Linked DNA regions of Homo sapiens: region 2 is linked to region 1. The links are chromatin loops, found by intact Hi-C in ENCODE. Cell type or tissue: B cell. All regions are shown on one strand.

The links. A loop is a pair of places that touch in the nucleus more often than their neighbours do. Peaks named below come from ENCODE experiments on the same cell type or tissue, not always from the same donor. Only the 100,000 strongest peaks of a DNase experiment are listed, where the experiment ranks them.
Region 2: a loop joins it to region 1, with 5 times the contacts of the local background. A loop is called at or near these places in 3 of 110 quality-filtered maps.

The regions. Positions count from the first base shown.
Region 1 is chr6:150,417,333-150,419,832 of GRCh38, reverse strand. No RefSeq gene overlaps it. Among named protein-coding and RNA genes, the nearest start is that of IYD, 50 kb to the right of the region's middle. RefSeq lists enhancers at 1-432, 446-740, 433-1,001. In B cell, CTCF peaks have their summits at 386, 591 (motif pointing left), 1,317 and 1,521 (motif pointing left); DNase peaks (open chromatin) are centred at 602 and 1,462; H3K4me3 peaks cover 1,345 bases; H3K27ac peaks cover 1,191 bases; H3K27me3 peaks cover 312 bases.
Region 2 is chr6:150,630,517-150,633,016 of GRCh38, reverse strand. The region is part of intron 1 of PLEKHG1 (pleckstrin homology and RhoGEF domain containing G1); the gene reads right to left. Among named protein-coding and RNA genes, the nearest start is that of PLEKHG1, 32 kb to the right of the region's middle. RefSeq lists an enhancer at 1,006-1,085. In B cell, no CTCF peak of the experiment used is centred here; DNase peaks (open chromatin) are centred at 96 and 1,236; H3K4me3 peaks cover 1,651 bases; H3K27ac peaks cover 2,500 bases.

The DNA of each region.
Region 1 (2,500 bases):
ATTTATAAAGGAAAGAAGTTTAATTGACTCACAGTTCCATGTGGCTGGGGAGGCCTCACAATCATGGCAGAGGACGAAGAGGAACCAAGACACATCTTACATGGAGGCAGGCAAGAGAGCGTGTGGAGGGGAACTGCCCTTCATAAAACCATCAGATCTCATAAGACTTACTCACTATCACAAGAATAGCACGGAAAAGGCCCACCCTCCCAATTCAATTACCTCCTAGGGGGTCCCTCCCACTGCATGTGGGAATTATGGGAGCTACAATTCAAGGTGAGATTTGGGTGGGGACACAGCCAAACCATATCAGACTTTATTCATTTTGGTTCTTCCTTTGAGGAAACTGAGTCCCATAAGGAAATGGAGGAAAACATGGCCAGCAGTGCCAACTCTCACCCCATTCACTTCCCGCCCTCAAGGGTGTGCTGCCCTTTCCTTAGCACCACCCACTCCAGGGCCGTCACCATCGCAGTGGGGGCTCTCCGTGTTTCCTGAGATCTCAAACCCAAGCGTTTCTTGGGGCAGCAGCGGGGGGCCTCGCCATGGAACTCCCGGCTCCCACGAGGGCTTCCGTGCCTGCTGGCTCTTCCGGCTTTGAGCGTCCGCACGAGAAGCCCCCTGCTGGCCACATTCATGGCGTGGGGACCTCGGGCTAAATAAATTTCATTTCTCTCTTCTCCCTCCTAAGTGTCTTCCACTATTTTCCTTTGTTGGCTCTGGACTTGTTCTAAATGCAGCCCTACTAAACTTTCGGGGGGCCTGAGTGTTTCTGGCATTAAGGGGTGCAGTGGGGCGGGGGGTGCAGAGGGGCTGGGGCTGCGCTGGGAGATGGCGTTGTGTTAAGTGAACGTGGACACAGTGGTATTTACAGCCTCACTAACGTGCCTTGTCTTGCTGCCCTAGCCTCTGACTGTGAATAAAACACTTCTCCTATTTTTTTTTTTAAGACAAATGACAAATAAAGCTGGGTGAAGAAAGTAATCATTTACTTTGTGTCTTCGGACATGACATTTCTTTCCTAACATCTTTCGGAAAGCTGGAGTTCCCTAATGCCCTGCTAAAGAAAATGATTGACATCTTTCAGAGGGCTAGGAAATTTATGCGCTGGAAAACAATTTCCAGGACGTTGGAGATGAGTAATTTCCCTCTCTATCACTATGTGTACAAAAGAAAAGGGACCCAGGGCGCTGATGTAACTGTATGAAAAATAAATGTGTGGCAAAGGAATAGTAAAAATACTTGAACTGAAAACAAAGAGAAGTAATCATTTTTTATAGTTTGGCTGTAGTCACTGAACAATTGATTTAGATGACTAAGTCTAACACATCTGTATTTACACGATCTGGAAGACATAAATTACTAACACGTAGAAAAATTTTGGAGAGGGGAAGTAAACTACAGCTTAAGTATCTGATGAAGTAATCTAGCAAGACTCACTTTTTCATTTCTGCTGAAGTCTTGATTACATCTAGCATGACTGTGCCATCTAGTGGTTTCACAGTAACTGCCTCGAGTTGGAGGATACAGTTCGGAAAATTGCTTTGAATATCCCATGAACTCTTGGGTAGGTGCAAAAGTAATTGCTGGTTTTGCCATTAAAACAGCAATTTCTTTTGCACAAAAATGGCCCAATAAGAAAGAGATTGAAAGAGTATTTCCACGGCACCCACACGCAGCTAGTTCTGAATTACTTAAGCCAATCATGGCATGAAAGCTCATGAACTTCACACAAATGCCTCAATTCAAACCACTGATTTCATCATCTAAAAGCATCTACTCGGTGTCAAAATGCGTATTGTGGCTGTATATCAAAGACACCATCAGGGTCTGTGGGCTTTGTCACTGTCCCCAGATGTTTATCTGCTGAGGAGAGGAGATGCAGGCTTCTCTTTCCTCTGTTTACAAGGTGCTAAGAGATACTGAGAATATCTGTAGCAACTAATAAGATCACAGAAGAACCCCCAAACTCAATAGCCATCCATCAACCAACCAAAGGCTGATGTTATTCACACAATAACGTTGACTTCCCCATATTTCTTGCTCTGAAATTTTGGGGATCTTTGATCATTTTAGCTTTAAAGTTGGAGCCCAGCCACACCAGCTTGTGATCTCTCTTCCTCTACCTGGAATCCCCTGCTCTCTCATCTGCGTTCTGGAGGCCACCAGTGCCCACCTAAGGTTGTTCCCAGCTCGCAAGTATCCCCAGTTCTGTGCAGTTCCCTGCTGAGCCACTCACATTCTCAACTGCGGGGACCTCAATGGCAATCACAGTACGAGAGCCACAAGAAACTCAGGGAAGAAAAATTAGAAAACAGCCTCCAGATCTCCAGGGAAGGAATAGTCATAGTTTATGTTACAAGTTGTTTTGAATAACTGCACACTTCATGTAGATCTATAAAAACGTCAATGTACAGAGTGGTAAAACAGCTAGGCTAAGAGGGGAGCAAGGCGGGGCCAGAACCCTCTATAACCTTTGGAAATGTTAGAGAAATGGAAA
Region 2 (2,500 bases), 210 kb before region 1:
AAGAAAGCACTGCATAAGGTATTTTCACAGAACAGTTTTAAAAGCGAAACTACAGAAGTCATTAGCAAAATATCAGCTAAGTTAGAAAGGGGAAATTCAAATGAAATCATACTAGACATATATGCAAATTTTAGTCTTTGATCCTCAAGCTCGTTTCCCCAGAAACTTTTTGGCAAATTAAACCAGCGATTAGTGACATGTATCATTTCACGGCAGAAGGTCTTATAAAGTATTCTTTAAAACATCACTTGAAGTTAAAGTTCTCCTCAATTACCCATTCCTTGTCTTTTAACTATCAGTATCCTGTCACCAAGACTGCCCATGTAAGAATAGATGTTTGTGAAATTATTCTCTCCTTTGTTTTTTGCTCCTGAATAATGGCCCTAGGACATTTGTTACCAGCCTGCATGTGTTCCTGCCATCCTGTTGAGAACAGGGCATGGAGGAAGCGGGAGAGGCCAGGTAGAGGGGTATGGCCAATGCAGGCAACACTCGCCTGGGGGCCTCTCCAACCTGCCCACCTTGCCCAGGACCAAGGCCCAGGCCACCAAGTCTGACTGTCCTCCATAGACACCCAAGGCCCTGAGAGCAGCCCTAGGTGTGTCCGGTTGGCCAAGGCCGATGATAAAAGCAGACAAAAAGACAAACTTTGGAAGAAATCTTTACATTTACTTTTCAAGTTATAAAAATCACAACTCCCTACTGTTAAAAAAAGTCCAGAGAATAAAGAAAAGCAAGGAAAAACCATCACTTGTAAGCCAGAGACAATCGTGGCCCATACCCTGGTGATTTCTTCCAGCTTTGCTTGTGTGTTTATAATAGAGAATGGAGATTAAACAATTTCGTGTACTCTGACCTTTTCCTTTTTTCACTGAACATTACGACATGCACATTTTTAGGAGCAAATTTTAAACTGTTGACCTTTTGCTACTTGTAGCAAAAATTCTTCAGAAAATGCCAAATGCCGCGTGCTTGTTGTAGGAACCAGAGTCCTGAAGTTGTGAGACTGTTCTCTCAGAAGGCCAGAAAGCCTAGAAGCTCTGGTGGACAGGTTGGTGGCAGTGGCCGAGGAAGCAGCCAGCCAGCCCCCGGGGCAGGACAGCACTAGCAGGAAGGAGGCCGCTAGAAAGCCTGATGCCCAGTTCCCCATGCCCAGTTCCCTGGGGCTTCTCCTTACTTGCTCGCAGCCCTCCACTAGCCCACATCCTCTTCTCCTCCCCCAGCTCTGTCCTACCCTCTGTTCCCCTCCTTGGGAACCCAACCGTGCTCTACGGATGCTCTGAAGCATCTGTAGGTGGGGAGCGGTTGCCAGCAAGGGGAAGGGGAACCCCCGAATCCACTGTAGCAGGTAAAGAAGAGTTCTGAAATGCAAGGTTAGAACTTTTATTTTCCTACAAGTCTTACTGCAAGTTTTCCTACAGGTAACTGAACTGCACAGTGTTGTTCAGTTACTTCCAGCATATTGACCTAAAGATGCTTCTGTTATGATCAGCGTCCAAGCCACAAGACTCTGTCCGACTCCACTAGGTGTAAGGTGTGGCTGTCATGCTGGGCTTTCAAGGTCCTAATACTCCCTGTGTGTAGGGGATGGGGTGTCCCCCAAAGGACAGCAGCACCCATTGCATCACTCCCCACAGTCCTGTCTGTCCATCACCTGAAAAGCTGCCTAAAACGCAGACCTGGGGAGGAGGGTGCTGGATGGAAAAAAGGTGGAACTGGTTTCGTGGTTTTAATTCAAAGACACAGATTGAGAGAGAGAGAGACAGGAATTGAAAAATTGGAGCTGCTGTATATATTTATTTCAAACAGGCTGGAGGATCTAGAAGCCTTGAGATGACACAGCCACAGAAGATGCAGAAACCTCTGCTCCACAAGTGAGCTTGTGGATTCCTGGGCATAGATTTTCTTGGCTCTCTTACTCTTCCACAGTATTTGCTCAAATCTTTGAGAGCTTCAGCTTTAGCATTCCCTTCTAAGAAGGATCATCAGACTTTGGCCCCCTCCACTCCATCGAAACGGTTTATCAAGGCCACCAATGACCTTCTCACTGCAAAATCCAATGATCGACTCTCCTTGTCTTTACTTTCCAGCTGCTAGGATGCACATTCTCCACTGAGCTTCTGGAAAGCCATGGGCTCCTGGCTTTCCTTCCTTGCTGGCAGCTCCTTCCCCATTTCCTGGGCCGAATCTTCCAAGTGCTGGGGTGCCCTGAGATCAGCCTCCTGACCTCTTCTCTATCTCACTCTGATACCTCATCTAGCCCGGTGATTGTAAATATCATTGATTTGCTGATAGTTCTCAGGTGTGTATTTCCACACCGGCCCCCTCTCCTGAGCACCAGGTTCACACATCCACGTACCTACCTGGCATCACCACTTAAAGTTGAGATGCATCTTTCAGACCTAGCGTAGCCAAAGCATAATTCTCAGTTTCTCCCCGTTGCTAACCTGCTTTTCCCATATTCACAACCTCAGAAAATGGTGTCAACTGTACTCAGATA